Linked DNA regions of Homo sapiens: region 2 is linked to region 1. The links are chromatin contacts, found by Hi-C or POLR2A ChIA-PET in ENCODE. All regions are on one chromosome and are shown on one strand. Each heading gives the region's core, a stretch centred on a gene start or an enhancer-like site at or near the end of the contact. The rest is flanking DNA. Distances are from core to core; before and after follow the strand shown. Region 1 holds the start of NECAP2 (NECAP endocytosis associated 2). Region 2 holds the start of SPEN (spen family transcriptional repressor).

What was found. A loop is a pair of places that touch in the nucleus more often than their neighbours do. ChIA-PET counts read pairs that join two places held with the same protein, here RNA polymerase II (POLR2A). Pooled maps may share reads with other maps.
Region 2: a map with no recorded cell type shows a loop between it and region 1 (14-fold over the local background). The contact joins the promoter of SPEN here to the promoter of NECAP2 in region 1. A Hi-C loop is called at or near these places in 1 of 168 maps with a recorded cell type or tissue (naive thymus-derived CD4-positive, alpha-beta T cell), 3 of 37 single-sample maps with no recorded cell type and 10 of 50 pooled maps. POLR2A ChIA-PET finds 5 or more read pairs at or near these places in 1 of 52 experiments (CD4-positive, alpha-beta T cell).

What each region holds. Positions count from the first base shown.
Region 1 is chr1:16,439,268-16,443,979 of GRCh38, reverse strand. NECAP2 (NECAP endocytosis associated 2) reads right to left here and starts at 3,256. Exons shown (of 8, transcript NM_018090.5): 1 at 3,127-3,256; 2 at 248-348. The coding sequence starts at 3,218.
Region 2 is chr1:15,846,099-15,850,553 of GRCh38, reverse strand. SPEN (spen family transcriptional repressor) reads right to left here and starts at 2,847. Exons shown (of 15, transcript NM_015001.3): 1 at 2,404-2,847. The coding sequence starts at 2,486. SPEN-AS1 (SPEN antisense RNA 1) reads left to right here and starts at 2,407. Exons shown (of 2, transcript NR_024279.1): 1 at 2,407-2,446. RefSeq lists enhancers at 675-1,269, 2,693-3,204, 3,205-3,717 and silencers at 1,941-2,360, 2,541-3,110.

The DNA of each region.
Region 1 (4,712 bases), core at 2,007-4,506:
CCCCACATTTTCCTGAGGACTCCTAAAAGGAACTAGTGTTTGACATGAAATACTCATTTTTACACCTGGAGACGGTACTTTCTACAACTAAGGTGGGGGAATGGTACAGCTTAAAGGTACACACACGTCTCTGATTTTTCAGGACAGGTTCCCATGACCCCTGAGCAGCCTGGCCAGACCAGGCCACCTCTCCCTTCATAAAGTGGGGTGCGGCCCCTCAGCTTGATGCAGCCTCCCTTCCGGTTACCTGACGTCCTGTCCTCCAGCTTGATGTAGGCCATCTGTCCCTTTGCAGTGATCCTCAGCCGGCCACTCCATGATGGCTGGTCCAGCTGCCACTCCGCAGCCCTAAGGGGACAAACACCACTGAATCTCTGCCAGAGGCTCCTGCTGTGTGACCCCAATGCTGGGAATGGAAAGGGCTGCTTATTCTAGCCCAAGAGTTGGCAAACATTTTCTGTAAAGAGTCAGACAGTAAATATCTTTGGCTCTACAGGCCACACAGCCTGTCACAACAAGGCAGCTCGGCTGCTGTAGGGTAAAATCAGTATAGAACATGCACGTGGTGATGCTTTAGGTATCTTAACTATTTTCTACTGAGCACAGCTGTATTTCAATCAAAGTGTAGACACTGAAATCTGAAATTCATGTAATGTTCCCAGTATGAAATACTCTCCTTTAAAAATTTTCCAAACCATTTAAAAAATGTAAAAACTATTCTTAGGTGTGAACCATACAAAAACACACTGGGTTGTCACTTGGTGACCCCCTCTCTAGACCACAGTGTCCTCCTCCACGTAGGACTTCCTTCCAGTTTCCTTTCTATAGAAGCAGCAGCTGCAGGGGCCTGATTCTGTTTCTGACACTGCTTGACTGCAGCAGTCAGAGCGACCATTTGAGACCAGTGAGACTATCTTGAAAGAAAAAGACAGCATGGAACAATCACCAGAAGAGAAAAGGAGAACAACAGTACATGTGAGAAAAGTGAATGGGTCCTTAGGAAGAAACCCAGGAAACCATGAACCTACAGCAATGCCTCTTTTGGCTCTAATTTGTTTGAGACGGGGTCTCACTCTGTCACCCGGGCTGAAGTGCAGTGGCGCAACTACGGCTCACTGAAGCCTCAACCTCCTGAGCTCAAGAGATCCTCCCACCTCAGCCTCCTGAGTAGCTGGGACTACAGGTGTGTACCAACACACCAGGCCAATTAAAAAAAATTATAGAGATAGGGTCTATGTTGCCCAGGCTGGTCCTGAAGTCTTGGGCTCAAGGGATCCTTCCACCGAGGCTTCCCAAAGTGTTGGGATTACAGGCGTGAGCCACCACAGCCAGCTGTTTTGACTCTTTTAAAGCATTAACTTCACATTTTAGTTCTAAGAAAAGGTCAGTTAAATCCCCAAATAGCAAGAACCGCAGGTGTTTCCAGGAGGCTTTTCTTAGAAGTCCCTATGCCAGTTCTCAAGAACCCTGGACGCGGCTGTCTTGAGGGCTGCACAAATGCAGATTCTCAATTCACAAATCAGCAGACTCAGTTCCTGTTCCTCTTACCAGGCCTGAGATTCAGGCTAAGGAGAGCTCCAAGACTTAAGTGCAGGCACTGGTAGTTTCCTCTAAGCTAAACCAGCCAGCCCTGACAATTCATAACCTCGCTCTCTGGGGCACCAAGAGGAACCAAATCCATCCTACTAAAGACCCAATAGGGGGCCGGGCGCGGTGGATCCTGCCTGTAATCCCAGCACTTTGGGAGGCCGAGGCGAGTGGACCACCTGAGGTAGGGAGTTCGAGACCAGCCTGACCAACATGGAGAAATCTCATCTCTACTAAAAACACAAAATTAGTCGGGTGTGGTGGTGTATGGCTGTAATCCCAGCTACTCGGGAGGCTGAGGCAGGAGAATCGCTTGAATCCGGGAGGCGGAGGTTGCAGTGAGCCGAGATCGCACCATTGCACTCTAGCCTGGACAACAAGAGGGAAACTCTGTCTCAAAAAAAAAAAAAAAAGACCCAACAGGAGATGGGGCTAGACGACCATCAATGGTTTGATGGTCCAACCACAGTTTGATGACAGAAAACAAATGTATTTTGGTTATTGTTGTTTTTGTTTTTATACTATTTTAAAATATGTCATGAATGTAATGTTCACTAACGCATCTTTTCACCATAAGATCAGCTATGAGCCCACGGTAACACAACTGGAAAGTAACAAGAGGAAATGTGGACGTTCCATCATTCTTGGGGTGCAGACCAATCCTGTATTTCCGAAAAACTTGGACAACCATCGCCTTCAAGAGCCACCCAGGCCCCCGCAAATACGAGCACTCCCCACCACCACTCAGTGGCACAAAATAGCCATAGGCCAGGTTGTCTGTATGAAGTGTATCTTTTTTCTTTTAATATTTTTCGTCGTTTTGATAGATAACGCATACAAAGAGTAGTAAAACGCAAACAGCACAAAAGGGAAAGGAAGTTTCCTTCCAAGGGCGGTTCCCCTCCCCTAGGGCAGTTTCCTGTGTTCCTTTGCAGAGATACTCAGTATGTTTACAAGCGTGTGTGTTTATTCGTCTCAGGTAGAGACCAGAGAAATATAGAAGGGGTCCTCCCAACTGCTCCAGGCTGTGATCAAGGGTGAAATTCGTGCGAAGGGATCTGGGTAGGAAGGGGTCCCTGGGCTTCGACCGTCACCTTAAAGCTCCCCGGGACCGGTCCTTTCAGCCGGCTCTGGGCTCCCTCCCCTCCTCTCGGGGATTTCCGTCTGTGATAGGGCACCTCCCCGCTTAAGGCTTTTCGAGGATCCCTTCAAGGCCACCGGTTAGCGCTGAAAGAGAAGCGTCTGTGACATCACCACCCCCGACCAAGTTTAGGGTACCCGGCAGCCCACCGGGGTCCCTAAGCGCTAGATACGGCTTTAACGCCCTCCCCGCCGCCAGGAGTCCCGTGCGTCGAACTGAGACGGGCGAAACTCTGGATCCACCTCCCTGCTCGGGCCTGGAACTGGAAGAAGCAGCAGCATTAGCTCCCCCTCGCCCCAAAACTGGCCAGGGCTGTCCTCGGTTCCCGCAGTGGGTGTGTCCGGGTGGCGGAGAAAGGGTTAAATTGGAGCTAGCCTGGTCTGGCGGTGGGTAGTCACCTGTAGCCACGGTTGGTAGCCCGCGGAGGGATGCGGTAGACGTGGACGTCAGGCTTGACACAGAGCACCGACTCGTACCCGCTCTCCTCCATCGCGACGCCTGGAGCCCACCGAACTTCCGGCGACTTCCACCGTTCCTCTGTCCGACGGACGGAAGCGGTGCGACTCTCTGACCAGGTTTCGGCTAGAGCGGCAGCTCGCGGGCCTCAGCACCGCCTCGTTTGTGCGCCCTCTGCTGGAAACCCGGCTCAAGACACGTGGCGGGCGACCTCCGGAGGCTTCTCCCTCCCTCCAGAGGCTTCTCCTTCCCTCCAGACACCCTCCGACGCAAAGAAAGCGCCCTGCGCCCGCCATGGACAGACCCCTCTGTAACCCGTGGTCTGGGTGTGGATCATCCCCATCGCTTCAGTTTCTTAGGCCTGGGGCCCAGTTGACCGAGAGGCAAAGCTGTAGCCCACCCTGCAGTATCTCTGTCCTCCAGCCTTTGCCTCGGCGCCTCCTCTGCCTGAATATCCTTCCCTCTCCTGACTGTAAGGCTCAGCTGGCACCTGACCCACCAGACTAAATAGATGCCATTACCCTACCACCCTCCATGCTTCCCCTAGGGGAACCCACTTATATGCTCAGGGCCCCGTGTGGCCAAACCTCAACAACGAGTTGTATTCAAAGAAGTAAAGTTTAGTAACACAAGTAATTTAAGAAGAATTCCAGGCCGGGCTTGGTAGCTCACGCCTGTAATCCCAGCACTTTGGGAGGCTGAGGCGGGCGGATCACCTGAGGTCAGGAGTTCGAGACCAGCCTGGCCAACATGGTGAAACCCCGTCTCTACTAAAAATACAAAAATTAGCCGGGCTTGGTGGCGTGTGTCTGTAGTCCTAGCTAGTTGGGAGACTGAGGCACTAGAATCGCTTGAACCCGGAATGCGGAAGTTGCAGTGAGCTGAAATTGTGCCACTGCACCTCAGCCTGGGTGACAGAGCGGGACTCTGTCTCAAAAAAAAAAAAAAAGAAGAAGAAGAATTCCAGTCTTAACTTCGATTTCTCCCAGAATATTCTGGGAGATACAATGTCTACCCTAGCCAAATTCTCAAAATCCCTCCTTCCCTACCATTCTCTCATTGAGTTGAGTGCCTGCAATGTGCCAGCCCCTATGTGGGGGTGAAGCTGATCCCAAACTTCTGATTCACTGAATACCCCAAACTTTCCCCACCCCTTCTTTCCTTTTCTCTCTCACTCTCCTTCTCCTTTTTACTTTTTTTTTTTTTTTTCTTCAGACAAAGTCTCACTCTGCCGCCCAGGCTGGAGTGCAGTGGTGCAATCTCGGCTCACTGCAACCTCCACCTCCCGGGTTCAAGCGATTCTCCTGCCTCAGCCTCCCGAGTAGCTGGGATTACAGGCACCCACCACCAAGCCTGGCTAGTTTTTGTATTTTTTTGGTAGAGACGGGGGTTTCATCTGGTTGGCCAAGCTGATCTTGAACTCCTGACCTCAAGTGATCCGCCCACTTCGGCCTCCCAAGTGCTGGGATTACAGGCGTGAGCCACCACGACTGGCCATTTCTACTCATTTTTTATAAGCTTTTTATTA
Region 2 (4,455 bases), core at 1,598-4,097, 590 kb after region 1:
TTGGGGGGTGAGGGGAGGAAGTGTGGCAACTGGGAATTCCAGGGTCAGGGGTGGAGATTTTTCTCTGTATACCTTTCACATGCTTTGAACCCATAAAAATGTACTGTCTATTTAAACAACTAAATAGATTTGTTTAAAAATGAAAAAAAAAAACCTTTAAAATAAAAGAATTTCAGGGACACATGATCTGCTTAGTTTTAAAATAACCTGCTTTTATCAGTAGCATCTGCTTTTACTCTGCAATAGGTAAGATACTCCTTTGAATGCAGTCGTGAGCAAACTGCCAGCTAAGCCGTTTTTAATACAGTAATGTTCCTCCAGACTGCCGCTTTCCAAGGCAGCTCGAATCCTCCGCCCCCTCCTCCCTCTGTGCATTCTGAGATCGGCTCTGCTGATTCCCACATAAAGTGGGTCCTGGCCGCCATTTTAGAAAGTCATTCACACAAGCCAGACCGCAGCACCGTCCACTAAGAACCCTTCCAAAGCTGCCTGGGACGATTTCCTCTTTCTTCTCTCTGCCCCCTCATCTTGCAGAGGGGCCAAACTCCCAGCCATAAGCATGCAATGTCTCTGGAATCTGCATAATGAGAAATGACACGTCTAGGCACATAACACTGAGGAGCGAGCGAATGCTGCAATGCACGTGCTTGTACATCGGTGCATACGAATTTCCCAGGCAGAGACCTACAGAGAAAGTCCACAGGGGATTAAAGTGAGCACATCTAAGTGGTTTTTCCACTCCAATAATGTACACCTAAATGATTTTTCCATCAAAACACTGACGATACTCGAGGAGAAGCCAGGAGGTGGGGGGCGGGTAAGGGGTGGAGCAGCGCCAGGAAGAGAAAGTTCCCATCTGCTTCCCAATCCAGCCCGTGGTCTCCCCTTCATCCTAGGGCACAGAGGTGAATTTTTGCTCCCTGCCTCCCCCCGCCCCCGCCTGGTTTCTCAGGCACGACGTAGTAAACACCGGGAGAGTCCCTGGAAGCGCGCACCTCCCCCCGGCCTGCCGAGGACAGCTCAAGCAGGTTATGAATGGCCCCACGATTCCCGGCTCCTTTTCACACGCGGACACGCGCAGACGCGCGCTCCAGCGGCGAGGGTTTAATGCCCCAGTAACAGCAACCACCAACACAATCAATGATCCTCCATTTAAAAGACAGGAGCTCCGCCGCCGCTGCTTCCATTTCCTTATCCAAGCGGCTCAAAGCGAGCGACGCAATCTATTTTTCCCATGGTGACTCATTAATGAGGACGCTCCATAATTTCCTTCACTCACTACATAGTAAGGGAAATTAAAAGCCAAACTTAAAACCTTCCAGGGTCTTAAATATCGGAATAAACTGTCATTTTCGAGGACAACCACAGATTTGCTATGGTCCCTCTGAATCTGCACCAAGTCCAAGCCAATCGTCATTTTAATAAGTGTTTTATGCGGAGGCCTATCTGTTACGGTACACAGGCATTTCACAAAGAAAACGCACTACACGCTACTCAATAAGATGTATCAACGACAACATTTATTCTTATAATTCACAAAAATATTCAGGGGAGGTTTTTTTTTTAAGCTACATCTTCTCATCGTAAAAGGTTTGGAATGTTTTACCGTTTGATTCGGGAATTCAGGGGTGGGGGGCACCAGGGTCTTAGGGCGGCCTGGGAGTGCGACCCGAGGCTACGGGCGCCGGGGCTAGCAACCTCCTGTCAGACGCGGTCTCCTCCGCCGGGGACGAGGAAGCCCAAACGGGCGCACCAACTTATTTCACACCACTCTCCACCCAGCCCCGCAAAAACGAGAAACGTTTGCCATTCCCAGTGAGTTTCAAGGCTGCAAATCCTCCGGAGAGGTCCTAGATGGTCTCTCCGGGTCCGCGACGCGACCACAGTACCTACTGCGACTTCTGTTTTCGCACCGCCTTTCCCTTCGCACGGAACCCTCCCGAAGTCAGACATTGCCGAGCGCCCGCAGAGCAGCTTGGAGTGGCGGCGCCGGACCCGGCTGTCGGGCGGGCTCGGGTCCCGGCTGCTCCGGGCCGGGCACTGCGCGCAAGGACGCGACCCCGCCGCCCAGCGCATCTCCCACCGACTCCCGGGCTGACGCGAGGGCAGCCCCGGGGCGCCGGCTGCGTGGAGGCCGAGCCTCGGTCACCTCCCTCGTCACGGACGCGGCCGCCGGGGCCCCGCGGGCTCTTCGAAGGCGGCGCGGCTTGGCCGCCCGCACCGCCGACACCCGAGGCCCAACGCCGCGACGCGGGCCGAGCGGCTGACGAGGTCCCACAGCGCCCGTGGGTCCGGGCCGGAGTCCTCCTCACCAGCTCCGCGCTCCGGGAGGGGCCGGCAACGGGCCGGGGCGGGAAGCGGCGCCCGAGGAGCGAGCGCGGCCGCGGGCCTCGTGTCACTCACCGTTTGAAATGCTCGATGATCTTCTCTTCCCGCACGTTCTCGGGTAAGTTGCCCACCCAGAGATGCCTGGTTTCCCGGACCATGCTGGGCGGCGTGCCGGCGACCGCCGCTGCTGGCTCCCCCTCGCCGGCTTCGTACGAGACCGTCAGCGCCGGGAGGCGGGTGCCGGGGCGGCGGCGGCGGCGGCTGCGGCGGTGGCGTCGGCAGCGGCGGCGGCTCCTCCGGCTCCCCCCCGTGCAGAGACCATCCCTCTCCCCCAGGTTCTGACTCTCGGGCCTCGCAGCTCAGCTCTGCCGCCACCACACACCCGAAGCCGACCCTCGCGCTCCGGCAGCGCATGCGCCCGGGCAGGGGCGGGCGGGGGAGCGGGAGGAGGGGCGAGCGGGACACGGGCGGCAGCGACTACGACGGAGCTGGCGCTGTGGCAGCCGGACGCTTCCCACTGGCGCGCGCGGCCCGACTCCCGCCGCCGCACTGCCTCCCCCTCGCCGCGGGCGCGCGCGCGTCCTCCCGCCTGCCAAGGCGGAGAAGCTGAGTTCCTCCCAGCCGGCGCGCAGGCGCGCGGACCGGGCGACGAAGTGAGGGACTACAGGCGGGGAAGGAACGCTCGCGCGCTCGGCCCCGGTGCGCAGGCGCGCAGCTGCTAGTGGAGTCCCGCTGCTTGGCGGGCTCTCGGTCGGGTTCCCGCGCCGGGCAAGGGGCGGCTGAGGAAGCAGGAGCGGTCTTTAGCCCCTCCAGCGGCAACCCCAGGCCCCGGCCTGGTGGAAGATATGAAGAGAAATGCAATTGGTTTCCACAGGGCTACGGGTCAAAGCGGCTGCCAAGGCCTGTCCCCTAGAAGTCAGGACCCCTTCGTCCTCCGCTCACCTGGCGGCCAGCTCCTGGCGTTTCCGGACACTTAGATTCCTGCCTGCTTGGGAAAGCGATCAGAAAAAGGTTGCCCTTCTCACCGCTCTGCTGAACAGCGACGGCTTCAGAAACGCATCCCATCCAAGAGTCACTGGCTTGTAACATGAAGCAACTTTTTTTTTTTTAATACGGGGTCTCGCTCTGTTGCCCAGGCTGCTGGAGTGCAGTGGCACGGTCTCGGCTCACTGCAATCTCCGCCTCCCAGACTCAAGCGATTCTCCTGCCTCAGCCTCCCAAGTAGCTGGGATTACAAGCACCCGCAACCACACCTGGCTAATTTTTGTATTTTTATTAGAGACAGGGTTTCACCATGTAGGCCAGGCTGGTCTTGAACTCCTGACCTCAGGTGATCCGCCCGCCTCGGCCTCCTAAAGTACTGGGAGTACAGGCGGGAGTCACTGCACCTGGCCTAAGCAACTTTTTTATATAGAATCTTGCGAAACCGTTTGCAAGATACCCTTGCTGATCGCTGTGGTATAGAAGGAATAAAACGGAAATGAGACAGGAATCCAATATTGTTCCCCTCAGACCATAATTTAATATTTAAACAGAGAAAGGAATTAGACCTCTGGCCTTTCCAGGCCTAAGAGCTTTTGAAACCTACAGTTGAACTTTCTTTTTTTTTTTTTTTCCTTTGAGACGGAGTTTTGCTTTTGTTGCCCAGGCTGGAGTGCAATGGTGTGTTCTCGGCTTACTGCAACCTCTGTCTCCTGGGTTCAAGCGATTCTCCTGCTTCAGCCTCCTGAGTAGCTGGGATTACAGGCATGCGCCACCATGCCCGGCTAATTTTTGTATTTTTAGTAGAGACAGTTTCTCTGTGTTGGTCAAGCTGGCCTCGAACTCACAACCTCAGGTAATCCACCCGCCTCAAGCCTCCCAAAGTGCTGGGATTACAGGCTTGAGCCACCACGCCCAGCCTCTTTTTTTTTTTTTTTCCTGAGACCAAGTTTCACTCTTGTTAGCCAAGCTGGGGCACAATGGCGCTGTCTCAGCTCACTGCAACCTCCGCCTCCCAGGTTCAAGCGATTCTCCTGCGTCAGCCTTCCGAGTAGCTGGAATTACAGGCGCGCACCACCACACCAGGCTAGTTTTTTGTATTCTTAGTAAAGACGGGGTTTCACCATGTTGGCCAGGCTGGTCTTG